3 separate regions of the Homo sapiens genome follow, and regions 2 and 3 are each linked to region 1. The links are chromatin loops, found by intact Hi-C in ENCODE. Cell type or tissue: Caco-2. All regions are shown on one strand. Each heading gives the region's core, and the rest is flanking DNA. Links, peaks and the distances in the headings are about the cores only.

Region 1 (8,421 bases), core at 3,376-5,875:
GAGGGTAAGGGAATCAAAGGAGACATAAACCAAAATAGTTAATTTTCCCTCTTTCTTGCCTCTGAAATGTGGCTAGGTGTAGAATGATGTTGAAACCACAGGCTAAAATGTAGATCTGGAAGTATCTGTGCTTTTGAATTACTTATTTACCTGTCCTCTTACCGTTGGTAAATAATAATTGGCTATATTTGGTACCTGTCTCTCTCCTACTGTATTGTCATTTTCAAAATGTGTTTGTTTTCTGGCGCGTGCTGCAAAGAAGCTATTTCTGTTGTCCTACATATTTTAGTATAAATCACTAAGACATATTTCCTTTCACTTGGCAGGATTCCTTTCAAAATGGAATCTGAGTATTAGACACTAGTTAACATATTTGTGTATATTAAATATGAATTTTTAAAATTTATAAATACTATTTTCCAAAAGTACAGACTCTAAGGACATATTTTGATAAAGTATTATTTGTAATGAACACAAGCCTCTCTTGAGTAGAAGTCTAAATCACATTATGATTATTTTATACTAGTTCTGCTATCATGCTGTTTTATGCTAATTCTGCTTATTTTAGAGTATTTTTCATTAAAAGGTGAGCAAAGTGAAAGATACTTGGTATTTTACCCAGATTTCTAAGTGGCAACATTTTTATTCTTCAGAGTCAGGTAAATGACTATAATAGTTTGGTTTCTAATGAAAAGTCAATAGCATTAGCAGTTATAATTCTGTTTATAATTTCCTTTCAGCATTTACAGTGAAAAGTGAGAATTTTAAAATTTATGAAATCTATATTCCAGGTATTGTTTTTAGTCTGAAAAACAAACTCCCCCATGTGGTATTAATATACCTTCAATTTATGTTGAGTCTTAAACATAATTAGGAGATATTTTTCTCTATTTGCTAGATTTGTTTTGAGTCAAAACTGATTTAGTGTTCTTCCAAACAACATTTATGTGTTGGCCTACAGAGTTTATTTCATGTGTTTTTTTTAATATTTAATATTATATTACATTCATTGAAATCTGTTCAAAAACAGATTAAGACAAACATTTATGATGGTCTGTATCAATCAGCAGATTTTATTGCTTTTCATTATTTTACTGTAAAGGCAAAGAATGCAATAGGTGATGGTTGGTTGAAAGGAATTGTTATTGCTGTTTTTATTTTTTACTTTTTTTGAGACAGAGTCTCACTCTGTTGCCCAGCCTGGAGTGCAGTGTGTCATCTTGGCTCACTGCAACCTCCGCCTCCTGGGTTCAAGGGATTCTCCTGCCTCAGCCTCCAACTAGCTGGGATTACAGGCACAAGCCACCATGCCTGGCTAAAATTCTTTTGTATTTTTACTACAGACGGAGTTTCCCCATGTTGGCCGGGCTAGTCTCGAACTCCTGACCTCAGGTGATCCACCAGCCTCGGCCTCCCAAAGTTCTGGGATTAAATGCGTGAGCCACCATGCCCGGCCGCTATTGCTCTTTTTAACTTCATTTGATGCCTTGCTTATAATATCATATGCTTGAGGCTCACTGTTGATGTAGAGTAGGGCAAATCTGTGTGTGTATGTCATTAAAAAAATTCTACCATCTTTCTTTATCATCTGGTGTGGGCGCACTCTACAGTGACTTCAGTCTGCTCAGAACGAATGTGGAGGCCGGCCGAAACTGATGCTGCCCACAGTCCCAGTGAAGTTAGGTGGGTTAATTACTGCCATTCCTTTCTAAGTGTGTTTTATGGCATCCTGCCCACAAAGAACTCACAGTCTGATTAGGATGAACTTAATGACTATTTACACCTCAAAATATATTCAGCAAAGGGTTCACTTAGTTGCCCCTCATGCTTCACAGGTTGACTAGTATCTGTGGGTACCTCCCTGCCCAGGTTATTCACTCACAAGCCACCGGGCCTTCAGGACATCTCAAGATTCAGTCTTGACAATATAATAGCAAAAGCTGGACTAAAGCCCAAATGGATTGTCTGTGGCAATGCAGAAGCTGATAGCATTAACAGCAGGGTGTTACAGCATAATTGTTAATTCGCACATCTATTAGGATCCTTAAATATTCATTACTTAATGTTAAATTAACATTCTGTGTAGGGAGGGGAGGCTTATTCAATTCTTCTGACCTCAGAACTGGCAGAAGGTCAGATGTGACTACAGAACTCTAGGTGAAAAATCAGGTAGGGTTCAAATTAAGTAGAACTGCCCTTGCCGGAATAGTGATCTTCAAAAAACCCTTGCTTTTAGGGGAGGGAAGCGGGGAAGGAAAGGAATGAGGGAGGAAATATTCCTTTCTAGCATTCATTTTGCTTAGATCACTCCATTGTGAGTTTGACCATTTTGGAGTCAAATGAGCAGACTTCCAAGGAGTTGACCAGTTTGTGACTAGTCTGGTCACCTTTCCAGTTACAGGATCATATTAACTGTGTAAATGAATTCATGGGTAGATGATTTGTGCAGATCTGAATTTAAGAACATTTCCTTTTTCTGTGGGAATCACAAGAGTTTATCCACTAAAAAAAGATATGTAAAAAAGATACTTTCCAGCACATAAATAAAGGCTGGAATTTTACAACCTGATGTATATATTAGACAGTTCTAGGATGTTAGTTCCCTTCATTCCAGAGCTATGCTTGTGATACAGCCCCTTTTCTTATAAAGTCAGTTAGAAGGACTTCCTTAACAATGACTATTATAATGTCTTACTTAAAATACAGTTTTGTATTCTGTCAATGCAAATATAAGACAGGTTGAGCCTTAATCATGTAACAAAATATTTTGTAGATTACATATTGATTTTTCAAAAATTAAAAATGTATTTCAAACTATTCTTACTGTGCTGTGAATTTATATCTTCTTCTGCAAGACCTGGGGCTATTTTTTTTTCTTAAGGTATGAAATCAATTTCAATAACCTTAAACAATTGACCCTCTGTCAGGCATATGTCAGGCTCCACTCTTAAGGAGTCAGTGACCATGACCTCTTTGCATATCCTGGAAAAATGACATCATCAAAGTATAGTTGATAATGTTATAAAGGATGATTTTAAAAATAGGGTATAATCATGACTCACAAAGATATGAGGCTGGGTGTGGTGGCTCACGCCTGTAATCCCAGCTCTTTGGGAGGCTGAAGCGGGTGGATCATGAGGTCAGAAGATCAAGACCATACTGGCTAACACGGTGAAACCCCGTCTCTACTAAAAATACAAAAAAAAAAAAAAAAAAAAAAAAAAAATTAGTTGGGCGTGGTGGCGGGCGCCTATAGTCCCAGCTACTGGGGAGGCTGAGGCAGGAGAATGGTGTGAACCCGGGAGGCGGAGCTTGCAGTGAGCAGAGATTGCGCCACTGCACTCCAGTCTGGGCAACAGAGTGAGACTCCATCTCAAAAAAAAAAAAAAAAAAAAAAAAAGAAATATATGAAATGAATACATGCATAAGATTACCACTATTCAAAGCCTTTCACAATTTTTCCTTGAAAACAGGAAAAACTTTGTCCACAGAATTCCATGGAATTTTCAACCTTTGGCAACTTGTAGAGTAGTCCTGTAGAATTAATGTGCACCTAAAAGCCACATTTTTAAAGTTTAGAAAACCAGTTTTACAAAATTGCACAGAATATATATCAGGTAAGATATACGTGTGGGTGGTAGGGAGTTGGGGGAGAGTGGAGGAGAGTTGTGCGGGAGTGGAGGGAGGCTGTAGGAGATATGAAGGGAATCAGTGCTTATAAAGGACGAACCTAACAACCTCTCCACCCTCCTTTTTATAAGAAATCTGCCTTGTGTTGAAATTAAATTTTTATTGAGCTACTAAAGTTAATATTTCAAAAAGGCATCAGTACTTCATAGAAGACAGAGCATGAAGCACCATTTTAGCCACTGCTAGCACTCACAAGGCTTGGCCCTAGTTCTTCAGGAACAGCAAAAGGATTGACTGGCAAAAACTGACCATATTTGTAACAACAGTCCTCAAAATCCCATCAATCAATTCTTCCCTGTTTTGTCTCAACTCTGGCTAGACTGTCCCACCGCTTTTGTGTAGACACAGGGTAGATTTTGATGTTGTCTCTCCTAGACCCTCCCCATCCTCTGCAACTACTGTATTCCAAGGAACTTATACCCTTAGCCAGGGCCCTAAAACACAGGGTTATGTGTATTCTGTTGAATCATATGTAATCGCCAATATTTACCTTTCTTGATGGGAATTTCACGGGCTCAATCTAATTATCCACATATTTCCCTAGGTCATATGATACAAGCACTTTTTGTTATCCTGCTTAGAAATGGCAATGAAATATGAATTTGACTAATTTTTAAAGCAAGACAGAGTTGCTAGTCAAGAAGCAAATAGTTGAATTACAAAAATCCATAGATACAAGCTACAGATAATATTGTGCCTTTAAAATCATCTGTAAGGAATGTAATCATTTTCCTCTGTAAGGAAAAGGAAAACTGATTAGATTAATTGCCCCAAGTTTTAAAATATTTCAGTTCATTTCCGTGAGACTTCCTGGGGAAGAAAGGCACAGCATCATTAGACTCTGGGTTTTGCTGCTTACCCTTCATGTATCTGCACTCGCACAGCCTTCCAAACTTCAGAGGGAAGAGTGGCTTCTTTAAATAATATGACTGTGCGTGTTGACATTTTCCTGAGAAGTCCCTTTTGTAGAATCCAGAATTGTGAACTCCATGAAATGTAATTTGCAGTACATTCTTTAAACAGAAGAGGGTGCTCTCGGGCAAGCTGATGCTACCCAGCTCTAGAAATATAAGCATTTAAATTTGGTGGTGCTTGTATTATGATTAGTGCAAGATCTTGGGGGCATTTAATAAAGCATTTCAAAGCATTGTGAGTCCAGTGGAGTATAATTAAAATTAATGCAATAGACAAACACATTAAAGTATTCTTAATGCCTAGTCTAAAAATGCTGTCAAATACAGTTTTACACATCCGAAAGATTTAAATACTATGCTTGTCTCTGAACATTTCTAACTGTTACAGAGAAAGAAAAACAGTGTCTTCCTTCTCCACAGGTTTCAAACAAAATTTTTCTAATGAGAGTTAATAAAATCTTCTTTCTTTAAAAGATTTATAAGATATTATAATTAATTCATCCTGCTTTGGCATGTGTCAAGGTCAATGTGGTCTCTAAAAATCTCCAGTCCAGGATTGTACTTTCAGCTTCTTAGGTAAGAACAAGCAAAGATATATGCTTTCAGGAGAATATTTCATGCTGCCTTGACTCAGGGACAAGCCTTGGTTCTGTTTCAGTCCTCAGAAAGGAGTAATGAATATTGTTCTTTTCAAGATGGGCTCTGTATTTCTCTCAGAAATCTCCCTGGGTGGATGTTGTTGTTTTTTGTAAAGCCAGTTAGGACACTCTCTTTCCAAAAGTCTTATATCATGAGTAGTCTATGAGTGTAGCTGTACGCACGCAGCATTCCCAAAGCCTTCTGAAGTACAGAAGGCTTCCTAAAGACATTGGCTGCCAGTTTGGCACTCTGAGTCACCTCAAAATGCTATGTGACCTTCGTTCCAAATAATCATCTTGCTGATCATTCTAATTTTCTTAAGTGCTTACTATATGTCTGCATTTTTCTAGGTACTAGGGACAAGTAATTACAAAAACAGTTAATTCCTGCTGTTATAGAGAGCATATAATAGTGGGGGAAGTCAGGCAATAAATATCAAGTTGTGATTATTGCTATGCAGAAAAATAAAGCAGGGTAAAACAATAAAGAGTGGTAGAAGCGTGCCATTTTAGATAGGTTGGTAAGGGACGTTCTCTTTGATGAGATGACATTCTAGCAGCGAGACCTGAAAGAAATGAGGTAGAGTGCCACTCAGATCCCCAGGGAAGAGTGTGTCCAGCAGAGGGCTCTGCTAGTGCATAGGTGCGGGACTCGGGGTGCTAACCCGTCAGAGGAACATCACAGAGGACAGATGGCTGCTGGATGGCCATATCGGAGTGAGCAAGGGGGTGGGATGGAGGTGGAAAGAGATCAGAGAGATTGTGGGGAGGTGGGGGAGGCAGACCACCTAGGGTTTTGTGGGCCATGGATTTTACTCTGAGTGAGATGGGAGCCCCTGGAAGGCTTTGTGTAGAGGAGGGGTAGAACTTTGTTACATGTTAAGATGATCGTGTGGACATAAAAAGGAGGTAGAGGCAGAAGCAAAGAAAGTAGTTAAGAGTCTATTGCAGTATCTCAGGTGTCTTAGTCCTTTCTTGCTGCTATACCTGAGACTGAGGGATAGCAGAAATTTCTCACAACACAAATTTCTCACAATCTTGGAGGCTGGGAGGTCCAAGATCAAGGTGCCAATAGATTCAGTGTCTGGTGAGTGCCTGTCTGTTTCTTATAGTAGGCACGTTCTTGCCGTGTCCTCACATGGCAGGAGGGGCAAAAGGGCTCCCTGAACCCTCTTTTATAAGGGCACTAATCCTGTTCATAAGGACAGAGCCTTCATACCTAATTACCTCCCAAAGGCCCCACCTTTCACTACCATCATCTTGGGGGTTAGGTTTCAATATATGAATTTTGCGTGGGACACAAACATTCAGATGATAGCATCAGGTGAGAGGTGACGGTGATTGAGAGTGGTGACAGGAGATGAAAAATGGTTGAATTCAGAACATATTTGAAATATGGAGCCAATAGTATATGCCGATGGATTAGATGTGGCGCGTGAGGGAAAGAAGGGAACCAAAACAACTGCCAGATTTTTGGCCTGAGCAACGAAAGAGTGGAGTTGATTTTATGGACGAGGGGAAGGGTGTTGTAGGAGCAGGTTTTGGGGAGAAAGATCAGGAATTCATGTTTGGATGTGTTAACTTTGAGATGCCTATTAGACGTCTAATGGAGACAGCAAGTAGCAATTGAATGTACAAGGCAGGAAAGAGGGCTGGGATAAAGATGCGCCTCTTAGAGATATCAGCGCTTTCAGCCATGGGACTAACTGGGATCACCTGGGAGTAAATATACACTAGGAGTGGGCTGAGAATTGAGCCCTTGGGCTCCCTGGAGTTTAGAGGTCAGGAAAATGAGGGCAATGTCATAAAGGACACTGAGGAAGAGTAGCTGGAGTAGAAGAAAAAAGAGAATGGCATTCATTCCAGGGGTCAAGTGAAAAAGGATGTAATGAGTTTCCTCAAATGCTGCTGCTAGAGTAAGATGAGGACTGAGAGTTGACTACTGAATCTAGCAACATGGAAATGGTGACCTTGACAGAAACAGTGTCACTGAAGTGAGAGCAATGGAAGCAAACTCAAGCAGGTTTGGACTCAGGGAGTAAATGGCTTTGTAGGGGAAGCAAAATTTCCTTCTACCCTCTTCAGTTCTGTTGTTGGTCCAAGAATTAAACTGACATAAGACAGATTAACAGGAGAAAAGCATACCAATTTTATTAATATTTTTACACGGACGTGGCAGTCTTCAAAAGGGAAATGAAGACCCTAGGAAGACAGTAGGCCGTGAAGCTTATATACATTTTCACGCAAAGAACAATAAATTATGGGGATGTGACAAGACAAAGGGGCTTGGGCTTGGGGCATTAAATTGTAGGACAGTGCCTAGGAAATACATGGGGGAAATTAACGAAAGACAGGGTCGTTTTGGTAGTTTGTTGTGGAAGTCCATTTCGGCATCAACTCCTAGTCTCTGGTGATAAGAATGTTCTCTTCCTAGTACAGGGAAGGCACCTTTTTCATGGAAAATTTTATGATCTGTTTTTAGGTAGAAATGAGGAGGTCAGAGAGCCTATGTTAGTTTGTTTTGCATCGCTGTAAAGGAATACCTGAGACTCAGTAATTTATAAAGAAAAGAGGTTTAATTGGCTCACAGTTTGGCAAGCTGCTCAAGCATGGAACCAGCATTTGCTTGGCTTCTGGCGAGGCCTCAGGAAGTTTTTACTCATGGCAGAAGGTGAAGCGGGAGCAGGCATGTCACATGGTGAGAAAGAAGCAGGAGCGAGAGGAGGAGCTTCCAGGCTCAGCTCTGCATGAATGAACAGAGTGAGAACTCACTCATTATCGCAGGGACAGCATGAAGACATTCATGAGGGATCTGCCCCCATGACCCAAACACCTCCCACTAGGCTCATCTCTAACACTGGAGGTCACAATGCAACATAAAATTTGGAGGGGAAACACATCCATACCATATCAGAGCCCTTCTGCATGAGCTGTTTCTCAAGTGCCTTCAGATTAAAATAATCAATATGCCAAAACAGCATATTTTGGGATGGCACGAATCCCTTCAGCCCCCTTTTTTTTTGGGAATAGAGTCTTGCTCTTGTTGCCCAGGCTGGAGTGCAGTGGTGCCATCTCAGTTCACTGCAACCTCCACCTCCCAGGTTCAAGTGATTCTTGTGCCTCAGCTTCTCAAGTAGCTGGGATTACAGGTGTGTGCCACCACTCCCGGCTAATTTTTG
Region 2 (8,421 bases), core at 244-2,743, 130 kb after region 1:
TTTAGATTCACCAGTCATGGGATCTGGACAACTAATATGAACTGTCTGTCACCCTCGTGACAATGAAACAAAGCCAGGTTTCTCTTCTGGCTCTCTCTGGTTCTCCTTCTTATCCAAAAGCCCAGGTCACACTGGATCTCTGCTCTGTCTACAGCTGGGGATAGCAGTGTGGGATTAGACTGCAACGTGTACTTGGGTTGGGTGAATATCACAGTTTTGGATGAAAATACTATTTAATAAAGACAATGATTCTTAGATAATAAGAGGCTGCAGTGGTCAAATTTGGTTCTGGGAGTTTCTTATGTTTTTTCAAAGTAGTTGATGCTACCGTATGCTTATGTGCCCTATAGACACCCTGGAGGTTTGGAAAAACAGAACACCTGAGTTTGGAATTGTTCAGTGTTAGAGTTAACAAAGGAGCTATGCCAGTTCCAGTAGCAGCTCTTATAGAAGGCCCCAGAGCAAGACTGATGACGTGAAGTACCAGAGAGATGTCCCTTCTCTCTGTTTTCCTTTTTTTGGGCAGTGATGGGAGGTGGGCTTTACATTCTCTGAGGAGTTTATGAAATTTAAAGAAAAAAGAGGGATGTCTGTTTTAGGGAGACGCAAATTTTTCTTTGTGAATAGGGATGACTTGATATGTGAAAAGATCCATAGTGATAAATTCATAGTTTTCAGGAATTTTGGTATTGCTGACAAGGCAATGATTGTGGCAGGCTACAGTGGTACTCAATTTCTAATGCTAACTGACAGACTTAGTTAGAATTAATGGGAAGTGGAAAATAATGATTTAGTTTATATGGCACAGTGTCTACCTTAAGGCAATACTTAAAAAGTTTTCATTTAATGAACAAATGAAAAAAATGAGATAAAGGAGATCAGAAACTCTTAACCCGTGATGAGAGTCAGACCAGAATTGCCACTCTCACTTTCACCTACTCTCTATTCACTTCAGAGATTCTGATTTACCCTTTTTAAAGTGTTATGACCTCCATCTCCCATACCCATTGTCAACCTTGAAAATCACTACAGAGGGGTGACGTTCTTCCCAGGTGTTTAGGACTGATAAAATGTTGGGAACCACTTACATGTATGTAAAAGCACCCAGCTCGGTGGCTGACAAGAAATGACAATTAAATTTAAATCAGAAGGCTGAAGAGGAACATGCAAATAGTGCCATGTATATGGTTAAACAAAATCTTTCCAACCTTTTCCTTGTTTTGATTTTCATCAGATGCCCATCTTCCCCTCCCCAATTGCTTAAAAAGGAAAATTTCTCACAAGTATTTTAATCGGGGAAGATTTATAAATGCTCCGGGCTCAATGTATCTCAGATTTTTGGTGTTCTGGATCAGTCTGTAAAGAGAGAGGGAAAAAAAAAGCTGCTGTTTAATAGATGTGTATTGTTTGAAATGTGTGAGATCATGGTCACCAGAAGTTGCTGGCTGAAAATGGCATCAGCAAAAGCAGGCGACCTTCATATGCTTGGGAGGACCCCTAGCGACTCTGGGGATGGAAATGGCTTGGTGAGAGCCAGTTCCCTATTTCCAGGAAGCACTGCTCTCAAGCTTCTAAAGAGGTGGGTATAAGGATCAGAGCAGGGAGTCTGTCTCTGCACCCTCCCACCCCTCTCCCCCACCACAGACAGCACCGACATCCAGGGCTCCTGGCCAAGCAGATTCTGCCCCACTGTGGACCCTGTACACTGAGGGTGATGAGAGACTCCTCTCAGGAGAGATGAGCAAATTACCTACTCTCCCTTGTAAGCAAACTCGTCCTCTTCATATTGGCCGGCAATCACATGAGCAGTTATACCGAGGGGCACCAGTCTGTGGAATGGCACAGGGCAAAAGCCAGAGGCTTGAATTTGGGGGATTTTATACTCATGCTGAAGATAATTTGCTGTGTCATGATGTCCAGCCTCCTAACTTCCCTGAGCTAGTGTCTCTTCTGTAAAATTTGTATAATAATATTACATAGTCTTCCTGCCTCACAGGTTAGTAGGTTTTAAGTAATAGAACAGGTAGAGATAATATGAGGCAGGGTTTGGCAAAGTATAAAAGTACAGCCATACACCACTGTGATGTTATTGCCCTCCCCGCCCAACTCCCTCATTCCCCTAATTACTGTGACTCTACAAAAAGTAGTCACCATTGCTAAGTCCTGTCTACTTTGTATTAAATAAAAGGCCAGTAAATGCCTTTGGGTTTCTTAATCCAGGTGACAGCCACCTGAGGAAATAATAATTACCTTGTTCTATAGAGAGAATGTAGTATATTGGTTAGGAGCATGGGCTCTGGAGTCAACTTGGTTTTTCATTCTGATTTTACTAATCGTATGACCTTAGATATATCACTTTAAGTTCTCTGTGTCTTGGTTTCCTTATAGTGTTGTTTTTGAGGAATAAATATATGTGTCTGGTTCACAGTAAGGCCTCAACCAGTGTTAACAATAGTTATAATAGTTGCTGAAATTAGGAAGTTGAATGATTTGTCTTCGGTCACACAGCTGAGAAGTAGCAGAACTTGGATGTGACCCAGTTTTTCTGACCCTCAGTTTAGTGCTTGTTCCACCACACTACAGTTACCCACCACTTGTGCCTGTTTCCATCTTCTCAGCCCTTTTGATTCTTCAGATGTGAGTGATATTTTGTTGTAATTATTTCTACAACAACTGAGTCAAACAATCATAGGCCATATAGAGCCTTATGTGGGTGGGATGGAAGGGACTTTTATCTCTAAAGGTCTTTTGGGCTGGGTGTGGTGGCGTGCATCTGTAGTCCCATCTACTTGGCAAGGAGGTGGGAGGATCACTTGAGCCCAGGAATTTGAGGTCGGTCTGGGCAACACAGTGAGACCCTGTATAAAAAAAAAAAGATTAAAAGAAATTTAATAAAAGAATTTTGGGGCCTGACCTTAGCCCAGTCATTCATTCATTTAACAAACATTTATTGGGCACCTACATGTGGCAAGCATCGTTCTATGTGCTGGGAATACAGCTGTGAACAAAGCAAAAAAAGCCTTCATGGAGCTAGCATGCTAGTCTTAGGACCTTCTTTGGGAATCCATAAACTTTCCCTGAGAGTGCTTTATGTTTCTTTCTGTTGATGAATGTTGCTTTGCATCACGGGAAGCTTTATTTATCATTAGCTGCCCTGGTGGTTCTCAATATAAGCTGTGTTTTAGCATTACCTGGGAAGTCTGTTAAAACTGCAGCTTTCCAGGTCTGGGATAGGACTGTCGTCTGTAATTGTAATGAGCCCAATGTGTGATTCTGCTTCTCAGCTAAGTCCAGACTATGTCTTTTGCACTTACTCATTATTTTGGATTTCTCTGTAATTGGTGAGTAGTCTCACTTCCCTGGCTACACTGTCATCTCATGGTGGACATTTATATTTTATCTCTTCTGTATTCCAACAGCATTTGGCCCTGTATTGGACACATGGTAGTTGCTCACGTACTTACCAATTAATTATTCTCTTCAGGTAATTATTCATTGGGTCATTTATAGGGGGACCCTGTGGTATAGTGGAAAATCTGGAGCTTTGAAGAAAGACAGTCTGGGATTGAACCCCAGTCCTGCCATGGTCTAAAGCAAGCTTGTCCAACCCACAGTCTGCATGCCACATGTGGCCCAGGATGGCTTTGAATGCGACCCAATAGAAGTTTGTAAACTTTCTTAAAACATTATGAGTTTTTTTTTTTTTTTAAACTCATCAGCTATTGTTAGTGTAAGTGTATTTTATGTGTGACCCAAGACAATTCTTTTTCCAGTGTGGCCTAGGGAAGCCAAAAGATTGGATACCCCTGGTCTGAAGTGTCACATCGGTCAAGTTTCTGTGCCTTTCCAAGCCTCCATTCCTTCCCCTGGACGAAAGGGATAATTACCCCCACTCTGCATGGTAGCTGTGAGGATTAAATGACACAACATAGAAGAAATGCCAAGCACAGAGCTCAAAAAATGTTTGATGCTAATACTTTTCCCCTTCCCTAACTTTTGAAACTCCAAAGTAGGTAAAGTTTGAGTGCTCTTCTGGAAACTCAGGTTTGCGCCTGAGTAAAAGCAGCAGTAGGGGGCCTGGTGTAGAAGTCACATGCATTGATTTCTAATTTCAGCTCTGGCACTAACTTGCGGTGTGATGTCAGGCAAATAGGTTAACCTCTTCAGGCCACAGATTCATCACTTGAAAACTGAATTGAACCAGTCTTTTCCTATCCTTTTTGTGATTTTTTGGGGAAATGATACTTTGGCAAGGGTTGTTTCTAAGAGTTAATTCCAAAACATCACAATAACAACAACAAAACCCAACAAACCCAACACACACATGCCTATCACACAGCTTTTACACTGTAGGTATTCAAGAAACATTCACTGAATGAGTGAATGTGCCAAAACAGCCCCCAATGAACCAATTTATGATCTCTAAGCTCTTTTCCAAATTTTCCCACTATCCCAAGTACTCCATACCCTCCATAGGCAAGAGCTACTTGGCAGGAGTTCATAATGTCAATTTTAATTTCTATCTTTGTGTTGTGATGTTTCAGAGTTTATACAGCTCCCAGGGAGAAGCAGTTGTCACCATAGCAACCTACAGGCCACTGCAGTGAGAAAAATTAGTGCCTGCCCAGACCTAGTAATTGCTGTAGTCTTTTCCTTTTGGATTCCTAGCAGTGGATGCTTGAATACAAATACCAAGTGGGCTCCAGCCAGTGAGGGTAATAGTGTACAGCAGTAAACTGTCTGTTAGCTGATGCTTACATTTCAGACAAATTGAGGAGGTTGTCAAAGGCATTAGCTTCTATCCTTTCCAGGGAATCAATCTGAGAGATTTCACTAGGGAAGAGAGGAGGGGGAAAAAGAGAAAGAAACATGAAAGAAATGACCGTGTCTGCATGATTATGAGCTATGTGTGTGACCCAACAACTGGGGACACCACTGTGTCCCCCTGAAAAGAACAAAGATGTGCAAGTTGTCCCCAAATCATACAGTGCTAACATCTCCCTTTAGGAGCACTGATGGGCACCTACAACCCAAGTGCAGTTGAAATGCAAGTTTTAGTAGCCCCTGTTTATGTGACAAGTTTTTCTCTTATTTATCTCTGACTCAGAGCCACAGATTGTTAGAATTGCATAGGCCCTTTGAGAAAATCTAGTCAGATTCCCTTGTTTTACAGCTCTGGAAATTAAGGCCCTGAGAGGAGAGGCAAATAGTATTTGTATTAAGGTTCAAGACTAGGATATGGATCTCTGGGTCCCAATTCTGTCACTCTAGTGAGGCTTTAATATGGATTGAATTGTTTCATAACTCTTAACCCTTAGTTTCCCAAAATCTCGTGCTGAGGCCGTTGCAAGGTGGTCAACTCCTGCACATGGTATCCATCCTGAATTACAATTACCTACTTCCTTGACTGTTTTTCTCACTTGTGAGCAAACTGAGGACAAAGAGTATATTCTATTCACTTCTGAATCCTTGGTGGCTTCATGTTGCTTGGCACAGCGTTAAGAGTACAAAATGAATGAATAAGTGAATGCAGTAGTGAATAATTGAATTTTTTGAAAACAATACAAAAATAAAGAAACCAGTTTTGTCATATATGATTCGCAAGCATGTAAGTCATGCCAATGTTACCCTAAAATCCCAACATACGCTACCATTTCCTGCCAGTTGAAAAAAAAGTCTCAAATTCACAAACTGTACATTTGCTTATTTCTAAGGTTAAGGCTCACTGAAGGCTTCAGACTGATGAGAGCATTAGCCCACAGAAAGGCAGAGCCTAAGGTAGCTAATGTCTTTTCTTAACAACACAGGAATGGATTATTCTTGGCTGATTCATCTTATTCCTACCTATTGGTTTGCTTATTTAACTGTAGCTCCTTTTCTCAGTAGGAGGTCTTAATGCATTAAAGGTTATCAAAACTCAACATTCCAACTTGAGAGCAGAAGAGTGTGGGTTAAGCTCAAGTAAACCGACAAGTCCGTAACCTGCAGGGAATTTCCTATAATATGCAGTAATTCTTGAGGAATTATTTTAAATATTCTAATTGCTTACTAATACCCTAAAGGGCAATAGAGGTTCCCAAAGGAGCTAAGATCAATGCTGTAGCATCTTCTTTAGAGATGCAAATCTGCTTCCAAAGTCCAGTGGATTGTTAAGATTGGAGATGCACTGTGAGAACTCAATGGCCATGAGGTCCTTTGACTCAGGCTAATATTAAGAAAGATGCTGGAATACTGGGCCCTTGAGAACATTCTCTCTCCAAGTATGGGAACTTTGGTCCTAGAAGCTGAAACCCAGAAACAAATGATCGAAGTTATGTCTGACAAACATGAGATCATACTGCATTATCCAGGTGCTTTACACTTTTGATAAATGCCTTTCATCAATATAGTTATAAATACTGTGTTTTTGTCATATACTTATATTTTAGATATAAAGATTATCTTCTGATGCACAATAAATTTCCAACACATTTTTTTTCCTATGTGGGTGTTATCTAAAAATGTGACACAAGGGAATAGCTGCTCTAGCAGAAGGAGAATTTTTATGATTGGAATCTATCTTTTTTTCTCCTTAAAAGGTATATCATCACTTATAAAATGCATTCAGTCATTTGAAGCAAGGTTAATTATCTGTATTTTAATGACTCTTAAAAATCATACCTTTTCTTCAAAGGTCTCTAGTTATTATTTGTATTACAAAGATAAAAATATGTGAGTATCCTAAACACAATTTCTTTCCTAGAAAAATTATCCCCTTTCAAATGTGTTTTCTCTTAGAAAAAATTCATTATTCCAATTACGAATGTCTTTTGATATGCAGTAACTTACTTACATTTTTATGACCTCATTAAGTCCTCTGAAAGCTTGAGATGGGATCACTTTGACAGGGAGGTAGGCAAGTGATCTAGAAAAGAAAAAAGGAAATCCAAGAGTTTAAGATTTATGATAGGGTGCCTTTTAAGTTCATGAATAAAATGGGTATGTGTATGTGTGTGAGAGACAGAGACTTCAGAGTTCCCAAGAACTGGATTCAGGCTGAGGATTCTAACTTAAATCAATGAAGAGATGTGCCATGACTTATTCTTGGTCTTTATCAAAGAGTGTATAATTTTGCGGTTAAGACTGTGAACGTTGAGATTAGGCATACCTGGACGCAAATCTTCGCTGTCCCACTACTTGGCTATGTGATTCTAAGCATGTTATTTAAGCCCTCCAGCTCAGTTTCTTTGTCTGTAAAATTGCAATAATAATTCCTACTTCACAGGGTCATTGTGATAATTAATCAGGATAATCCATGTAAAGAACAGGGCTTGGCACCAAGTATATAGTTAAATAGTTGTAGAGTGATCCTATAGACTTGATTGGGAAGATGGACAAAAACTATGTTGAGTAGAGTGGAGACATTAATGATGAAAATACAACTGGAAATCATGCAGGCAGGAAAACAGAAGATTCATTAAGAACATGCTCCCATCTTGATCTCTACTGTCTTTCCCAGGTAGCCTATTTCAATATTATTCCAAAGAGACAACTTTGATCCTATGGTTAACTCACATGGGCATCTCATGTCATTTGCGGGGAATGTCTATGAGATCATTTCCTTCAGGCATTCACTTATACCCACAGGAAAAATCTAAATATTCTTGAAATTGAAATAAAATCTATGCTGTACTTAAGATTTGAGAAAAGAGTGACACTCAGAAATGCAAAACCAGTATAGGATGATGTGTGAATGCTAAAGGAACTGGAGGTTAAGATAACTCAGGAGAAAGCAACTGCAAGGCAGGGACGAACATGCAGCCAACATTTATTGAGTATCTACAATGGTTTAATGTTTTGGCCCAAGGACTGGCAGAGAGGAAGGGAGTGGGCAAGGATATTTCAGGTGGGAAGTGAGTATGTGAGTATCAGGAATATGAGAACAAAGGTGAAAGATGCTGTCTTGTTTTTAACATGTCTATGCAGCAGAGACTGCTTTAAGCTTCTAGGAAAGAACACCTCCATGATGGGCAGATGAAAGTAAGATTTCTTACAGTCCCAGAAGGGACTTGCTACAGTTGTAAGCTACTATGTGAGTTATACACACCCATTTGTGACCTTCTTTTACTCACTCAACAATGGTGTGAGGTGGGAATTTCTCTTACATAGCAGAAGAAATTGGGTCACAAAGAGACTAAGTAACCTGAACAAGGTTACAACGAGGCAGAATGACTCCAGACATCCTTTCCCTGTGCAATACTGGCCAAAGCATGTCACTCTTAATCCCATGTCTTGGTGAGCAAGGTGGAGGGACAGACATTGCAACCTTGCTTCTCCTGAGAGGAAGCATGTCACATTCGCTCTATTTCTTCTGCAAAGCGGTTTACCAGCCGTTCCTCCCTAGGTGCTAATAGGGAGGAAATTTCATTTCAGAAAAATATT
Region 3 (8,421 bases), core at 4,017-6,516, 310 kb after region 1:
TCTCAACTATTGTATCATTCGGCCATCACAGCTCTGGTGAGGTATTCTTATTCCATTTTTCCTTTGGGGAAACTCAGGCTCAGAGATACTAGGTAACTTGCCTGTAGTCAAATAGTAGCTGAGGAAGGATTTGAACCTACTTCTTAGGACATTACAAATCATATCACCATTTATGTAGAAACTTTGTTTTTCAACGATGTGCAGGACAGGTTTTGTTGTTCCACTTTGTGGGTCCTCTTTCAGGCTGCTTGAAATAAAGCTGTCTGAGGACAGGCACTGGCTTGGTTTAATGTGAGTAATTAGTGCCTCGTGCCCCCTGATATTTAATGTTTTCCAAGGCTAGAAGGAGAATGAGAAGTGGTAATTCATCTACAATGACTTGCACATAATAAGAATTCAATAAATGTTATCTCTCATCATGATGATGATATGAAGATGACTAAATAATCTCTGCCTGAAAGGATTTCCTCTGACAGACTATTGATTTCTGCCAAAGGATAAAGATTGTCATCTCAGCATCATTAGTTATGAAGCATTTATAAAATGAAGGTGAGGAAACAGGCTCTGTAGCCCAGAGCTTAACTCCCTGTTCTGCTGTCTCCTAATAGTGCTACAGAGCTCACCTGTCATGTAATGGAAGGCAAAGTATATCTATTAGTAGTTTTTGTTATTTTAGGCAATGAGAAACATTAGAGGTTTTTCTCCTTTTAGAGCTATAATAACTTTCTAAATAGTCTTGTGGAGGTTTTCTTTGGGAATATACACAGCTTTTCAATTCTGCTGAGTGACAAATCTTCTCTTAGCTAGTAAGAAGCTGTCCTTTTGCATAGCCGAAGCTCATCCTCACTTGACCAACCCCTCCATTCCTTTTGTGAAGACAAAATACTATGCATAGTGAAGTTCCCATTTGGGGCTAAAGGCAGATGAGGGGACAGCATCTTTTAGCCTTGACTTCCACACTAGAACACCAGAAGGGGAGTTAATTACCCATTAGATTGTGCTGAAAGTAATTGCTAGAAGCCTTCAGAGTGGGGACAGAATTGATGCCTGGGATGAAGTGGTCAGGTAGGTTTCTTGGAGGACACAGTCCTGAACTAGTGGGGCCCAAAATAGTCCTCAAGGCAGATAAAAGCCAGACTTAAACGGTATGAATCTCAACTCTGCCACTTACTAGTGACCTTGGTGGCTTTCTGCATCTTTCTGTGCATCGGTTTCTTCATTTATAAAAATAGGAATAATAGTAACACCTACCTCATAGATTGTTTTGAGGATTAAATGAATTGGTATATCTCAAGTGCTGAAAACAGTGCCTGACACATAGTAAAAGCTGAATGAATATTAGGTAATTTTATTAAAGACTGGGGAGGTTTGGGTAGTCAGAGAGGAGAAGCCAGATCTCAGAGGCAGGAAAGAGAATTCAGGTTAAATTTACCTTCCCTCCCAGCCAAGGCAGGAGACCTGACTCTTCCCATTCCCCAGTGACACAGCCGAGGGCAAAATGTTTTCCTATTGACACCCCTGAAGACATAAGTGAGTGACTCCCTTGGTGGCTGCAAGCTGGTAAGCAGTTTTTGGAAGAGCTTAGTTTGTTTTTTTTTGGAATGTATTTGGGCCTGGGGAAATGCTGGCCCTGAGGGGCATATTTATTTCTCTTAGAAAACATTGCTTGTTGGAAATTCAAGACTTGACTACTCAGCTTCACTCAAAGCCATGCTTGAGCCCAGCTATTGGTTTCCATATGAGACTTCAGGGAAGACCTGGGTCTCGCCTGAGGTTGGATCTGTTCTTAAAGACACCATACGGGTTCTTTTAAACATGAAATAGGCATTTATTGATCATCTTCAATATGCTATGTTTCTGCCTTTGTGGAGCTCACAATTTATTAGGTGACATAGTAAAGTAAAGAGGCAATTGCATTGTAATGTGACAAATTTTCTCATGGGAGAAGTGTAGGACACCATGGAAGCAAGTGGGAGACGCAGCTCGTCCAGTCCAGGATGGTGGAAGAAGAAACATGTAAATGAAGACCCAAAGGAGGGCCGGGTACGGTGGCTCATGCCTGTAAATCCAGCACTTTGGGAGGCCAAGGTGGGCAGATCACCTGAGGTCAGGAGTTTCAGACCAGCCTGGCCAACGTGGTGAAACCCCATCTCTACTAAAAATACAAAAAATTAGCTGGGCATGGTGACGCATGCCTGTAATCCTGGTTACTTGGGAGGCTGAGGCAGAAGAATTGCTTGAACCCAGGAGGCAGAGGTTGCAATGAGCTGAGATCGGGGCACTGCACTCCAGCCTGGGCAACAAGAGTGAAACTCCATCTCCAAAGACCCAGTGGAGGAGGGTTTAGCCTAAAGCTGTGGGGTTTGGGGAATGGGTGGGATTGTGGAAAGTAGAAGGAATGTCTATGAGGCTGTGAGTACTGACCTGCTGATGTGGGCTAAGGTTAATACTGTGTGTGCATATATGCATATGTGTTGTATATGTGTGTAAGGGGAAAGAAAGATGAGATGGGATGGTGCACTTTAGGATAGTCAGAAAGACCTGATCTGGATTAAGGAGGAAAAAGTCAGTTTTTGTAATGTCTTACTGGCCAACTTTGGGTAAGTCCCTTCACTTGTATGGAACTTGTAAAATGGAGAGAGTAATAATATAAATTTGGCCTATTTCCTAAGGCTATTTCATAATAGTACTCTGAAAGCACTTAAAACTTATAGTAGTACACATATTTAAAGAGAATCATTGTCATGTTACTATTTCATTTGGGAATCATGTTATGATTTCATTTAGACTATAAATCTGTAGTACTAGGAATATGTGAGTGTGAATGATTAGGAATCATCATTATGAATAGTATCTTTAATATTTCCACTGCTATCATTAGAGGCAGAGAAGTAGAGCCTCTGTTTATGATGGTGGGCAGTGTTTGTAAGTGGTCGACCATTCCTCCTGCCATTCCACCTGTCCCCACCTCCTCCACCTACTTACACACAAAGGTGGTGACAGAATATATTAAAAAAATGGAGGCTATGTTTCTCCAAATCCAGTTTACAGAATAGCAATTCTTGTGATTACTTTTCCATTATTGGTTTACAGTTATTACTTGGTCAGATGGGTCAGGCAATGGCGGGAGCACTGTGGATGGTGGCATAATATGATACAGAAGGGAGACTTCCCTGCAGAGGGATGATGGGGAGGACTTCAAAGACAAGCTCCAGAAATAGGGCATATGGAAGCCAATCTGGTCGTCAGAAAAGTCTATTAATCTTCCATTCTGACTGGAAGGCCACCATGTGAACTTGGCAGGTTTTCTTTCTCAAAGCCTCAGTTTCTTTATCTTTAAATTGGAGATAATAATACCAATTTTATATATAATAAGTATGTCAGATTTTATGTAACTCATCAATAAATGAGGGAACCAGTGAGATGACATAACTGGCTTACAGAACAATTCAAAGAACCACACATAATATAGGCAATAAGGAATGCCGAAATGAATGTACAAATAAGTGCAAGCTGAGTCTATTAAAAGGCAACAATCGATTGCATTCCGCTGGGCAGATTCATTTGCATTTCAGTGGATGAAAGTTATTTGCATCGTTGTCAGTTTTCTGCATTTTACAGTGTTGAGGAATAGCTAAAAATGATCATAACCCAGATCATGGCTTGTTTTCCATTTATAATACTCAGTAATCTTTTTGGTCCATTTTAGTCTTTTTTACAATTTTCCCTCACTTAATTAAGTAGAGATAATGCATACAGAGTGCTCGACAAAGAGTAAGTGCTCAATCAATGCTAGCTATTATAAAAATCATTTAAATAATAGTAATAATAAAAATTTTCTGCACTGCTGGCAGAGTTATCTCTCCAAAGTACAGCTTTAGCCATGATAGCTTCTTCTCACATTCAGTGACTCATCATTGTCTCTGAAATAAATTCCACACTTCTTAGCTAGATATTTAAAGTTCTTTGATCTGTCTCCATCTAAACTTGCCAGTCTATTTTCTACACATAACTCCTTGCAAGATCTGTCATGATGACTAGAGTTTTACCATTTGGGATCAATCTTTTTTGATAATGAAGAGTTTGGGGTCTCTAAGTGCTCCCTCTGAAGATGCAAATGTCACTAAGAAAGGATTTTGCCCAGAAATGATCTGGCAGCAACACAGTTGCCCAAATTAGCAAGTGTATTAGTATGCTTGGGCTGCCATAACAAAATGTTTAAGCTTGGGTGGCTTAAACAACAGACATTATTTTTTCTCACAGTTCTAGAGGCTGGGAAGTCCATGATCAAGGTGCTAGCTGATTCGGTTTCTCATACTGGCTCTCTCCCTAGTGCAGATAGCCATCTTGTTGCTGTGTCCTCACATGGCCTTTCCTCTGTGCATGTGGAGGGAGAGAGAGATTTCTGATGTTTCTTCCCCTTTTGATAAGGACCCCAGTCCTATCATATTTAGGTGCCCACCCTTATGACCTCATTCAACCTTAATTACCCTCCTCAAGGTCTTATCTCCGAATACAGTTACATCAAGGGGTTGGGATTTCAACATGTGAATTTTGAGGGGACACAATTCAATCTATACAGCAACATACTAGAAGATAGGGTGTAGTCAAGAATGGAGACTGGGGGCTGAGTGCAGTGGCTCACATCTGTAACCCCAGCACTGGGAGGCCAAGGTGGAAGGATCACTTGAGCCCAGGAGTTCAAGACCAGCCTGGGCAACATGGCAAAATTGTATCTTTACAAAAAATACAAAAATTAGCTGGGCATTGTGGCGCATGCCTGTGGTCCCAGCTACTTGGAGGCTGAGGTGGGAGGATCACTTGAGCCCAGGAAGATGAGGCTGCAGTGAGCTGTGATTGTGACACTGCACTCAAGACTGGGTGACAAAGTGAGACCCTGTCTCAGAAAAAAAAAAAAAAAAAAAGGGAGAGAAACTGGGAAGGCCGGCTTCACCGTTGTTCCACAAAATTATTCTGCTGAGTTTTCTTTGAGATGAGATCAACACAACTCTTACTTGAAGGACTCTGAACGTGACTCCCATATTCCAGAACAGGAGTCTTAGCTGGGGAAGATGAAGTGTGGGACTGGGTTCTCTTCTGCCACTCTCTCAGCCTCCAGTGGGTGTCTCACTTAAGCTGAAAACTGGGGACAGCTGCCTAGGACTGGCTGAGATTTTCACTGAAAGACAAATGCCGAGAAATGCTTCTCTTAAAAGATTCCTAAGAATCTTTCCTAAGAATCCTTTTCCTAAGAAACCTTCTCTTAAAAGATTCCTAAGGTTCTGTAGTTTGCTCTTTTGAGTGTCTAAAACATATGATTTTCTTTGTTCATATATTTGATTTTTGTCCAGACATGTTTATTTTAAAGTTTTCCATTCATACCACTCTTTAGGGACATTATAGGGCATCATTTGGCTTAATTGAGACATCTAATCCATCACAACGCTAATAGGTTAAAAAAACTACAAAATAGATGCATGATTTAGGGGTAGCAAAACACTTGGAATTAACTAAATTAATTAATTATAAATTATTATAAATAAATTAAAGTTTTCGATTTGGGAAAAGTATTATTTCTTTTTCAAAGTGTGTTATATGCCAAACTCAATTACTAAGGTTTACAGGAAGACATTTGGGTAATTTCAGAAGCAATTGCAGTAGGTACTATCATATGAAATTGTCTGTTGAGTGGGTAGATAACACTTTCTATTATTATGGTTTGTTTATTGGGAGCCAAGAGGGATGAGAGTGTTAAGTGGTGTGCACATTAAGTTGAGGCAGTGAAACATAGTGAAAAAGAAAAAATAACTGGATTTGGAGGCTAATAGACAACTAGCTCTGTGACATTGGTTAAGTCCCTTAATTTTTAGGCCACAGTTGACTTATCTGTAAAATGATTGTTGATGACCTCTAAAGTTCTGTAGTAGTTAGGATAGTTTTAGCTGCTGCAATAAACTCCACAATTCCAGTGGCTCAATCCGATAGAAATAAACTTAAAATACTTTTGGCTGTTGAAGTTTTTTTTCTTTTTTAAATGAAATTTAAAATTGAAGTATGGGATGCATGCTGAAAAATGCACAAATCAAAAGCGTGTAGCTCAATTAAGTTATGAAAAAGTGAATGCCCTTGTAACAGCATCCCAGGAACATTTTCTATAGCTCTCCAATCACTCTCCCTCCAAATTCTTCAAAGCAACCACCATTCCGACTTTGAAAATCATAACTTAGTTTTGCTAGTGCTCATATACCATATAAATGAAATCATATATGGCCATTGATGTGCATAAAGTATGTATACTTTTGTGTTTAACTTCTCTGAAAGAGCTATAATCATGAGATGCATACATACTGTTATATGTAGCAGCAATACGCTAATTTTGATTGTTTTGCAGTATTCTATTATATGAATACACCAAAATTTATCCATCCTCTGTTACTGGATATTAGGGTTGTTATGAATAATGCTGCTGTGAAGATTCTCAGACATTCATTTGGGGTTGTGTGTGTCCGTGTGTTTGTGTGTGTCCATTTCTATTGGTACAGATTTAGGCATTGCATTGTTAGAAAAAAAAAGCACTAACAGTTTTCAAAGTGGTTGTACAAGTTTCTTCTTGTAACAGCAGGATATGAATGTTCCTGTTCCTCCTCATTCTCACCAATGCTTGATATTGTTGATCTTTCTAATTTTAGTTATATTCGTGGGAATAAAGTGACATCTCATTGTATTTTTAACTTACATTTCCATAAGGAACTCATAAGGCTAGGTAACTTTTCATATGTTTATAAGCCATTTGAATATTCTTTTTGTTAAGTGACTGTGTAAGCTCCTTACCTATTTTTATATTGGGTTATTATTTAGCAATCCAATATAAAAATAGGCATTCCTTATTTATTTTGCATATGAGCTCTTTGTCAGGTCTATGACACTATATTTTTTAAAATTAACGTTTTACTAAAAATGGCAGTGAATGCTAAATGTCCAGCTTTACAATAAGTACAGTAATAGCAACTCAAACTAAAACAAAACATACTTCTGATAGCCATTATTTTTCTGTTTAGGACAATTTTAAAATCTTGTTTGTCACAAAAACAGGAAGGTACCTATACAAAGGCTCAAAACAGGCCATCCTTTTAAACAAAAAGGCAATGATTCACAAAAGACTATGAATAGAACATGTAACTAGTTGACACAAATCTAATAGGATTTGTTAAAATCAGTCACATCTAACACATCTGAAGTGTTCTTGTATGAAGTATCACATGAAGAAAAGAAGACTTTATCAACATCTAAAAAAGTGGGTTTGCTCATGGGCAATCTGACAAGTTACCATAAAAAGTGTTTCCTGAGACATAAGGAAATGCAACATTATCTTCTTAAACCTTTTAGTTCAAGTCTTTCCACTCAATAAAATAGCAGAGGATCTGAAACTGAGAAAATATATTTGAGTACAAACAGCTTGTGAAACTTAACACTTTTTTCATCATTAGAGGGTTTTACCAAACAACCAACTTGTCTGCTCAGTAGGCATTTCAGATGTGAGAGACACTTCTCTGTACAGGAGCCTGTACTGTCTTCAATCCTATGTGTCAAGTGTCTACCACAGGCAAACAGTTTGCTTCCCCATTTTGTAGTAATGCAATCTTCCTATTAGCAAAAAGAGGCAACCAGCCCCTGTAGACTGAGGGGACCAGAGTCACAGGATAAGGATTTCCTCTTAATATTTTTTATTTTGATGTTTGAACTCCTGATGCAATATTCTAGAACAGGGTGTCAGGACCTGCTATGCTCAAGGGACTGACAAAGGAAAAAGCTCTGTTTATTTTGTGTGATTTCATGCACGGATGAAAAACTCAACACACAATAACAGAAGTTGGTTGTTAATAAATCACATCCTAGTCTTTCAGCACTTCCACAAGCAGATGACATTTTCAGTTTTCTAGCTCTTGTAGTTTTAACACTGCAACATCAATGATGGATATGTCCAGAATCAGTTAAAAAGACCGTCAAATTATTTTATTCCATCTATTTGTTCACTCTCTTGGTCCCAAGTGTATTGGAATGATTACCTTTTGGCATTCTCTGCTATTGTGCGTTGGGGTGCTCTCGATTGTCTCCGTGTTTTGTGGGCTGGTTGGGAGAGGGAGCTTGGGAAGGATGTACCACTGTCGGGAGATTGTGAATCACTGGGATGCCTCCAAGGATGATCCCTTCCGTGGCTGCAGGGAGTGCTCCTGGAGCCACACCCACGATGCCTGGCAGATACCTGTATGTGGCACCACTGAGCTCGAGATGAATTGCTTGCTGGTCTATTACTGACCAAGGCGCTGATGTGACAAAGAATTCTTGTTCACACAGTTTCTTAAGCTTTCTGAATGTAACCTGTGGTGGCTCAACAGATCTCGGTGGCAGCTGCCTCTCATC

Evidence for each region. Peaks named below come from ENCODE experiments on the same cell type or tissue, not always from the same donor. Only the 100,000 strongest peaks of a DNase experiment are listed, where the experiment ranks them.
Region 2: a loop joins it to region 1, with 14 times the contacts of the local background. A loop is called at or near these places in 32 of 110 quality-filtered maps.
Region 3: it touches region 1 in a loop (3-fold over the local background); 2 of 110 quality-filtered maps call a loop at or near these places.

What each region holds. Positions count from the first base shown.
Region 1 is chr2:48,595,697-48,604,117 of GRCh38, forward strand. All of the region lies in intron 3 of STON1-GTF2A1L (STON1-GTF2A1L readthrough), which reads left to right. STON1 (stonin 1) reads left to right here. Exons shown (of 4, transcript NM_006873.4): 4 at 1-2,817. Among named protein-coding and RNA genes, the nearest start is that of GTF2A1L, 18 kb to the right of the region's middle. In Caco-2, for the core only: CTCF peaks have their summits at 4,738 (motif pointing right) and 5,848 (motif pointing right); no DNase peak of the experiment used is centred there.
Region 2 is chr2:48,724,395-48,732,815 of GRCh38, forward strand. The region is part of intron 10 of STON1-GTF2A1L (STON1-GTF2A1L readthrough); the gene reads left to right. LHCGR (luteinizing hormone/choriogonadotropin receptor) reads right to left here. Exons shown (of 11, transcript NM_000233.4): 2 at 6,833-6,904; 3 at 4,759-4,833; 4 at 1,282-1,356. Among named protein-coding and RNA genes, the nearest start is that of LHCGR, 27 kb to the right of the region's middle. In Caco-2, for the core only: no CTCF peak of the experiment used is centred there; a DNase peak (open chromatin) is centred at 1,507.
Region 3 is chr2:48,907,180-48,915,600 of GRCh38, forward strand. It overlaps the pseudogene CTBP2P5. Among named protein-coding and RNA genes, the nearest start is that of MIR548BA, 150 kb to the right of the region's middle. In Caco-2, for the core only: no CTCF peak of the experiment used is centred there; a DNase peak (open chromatin) is centred at 5,111.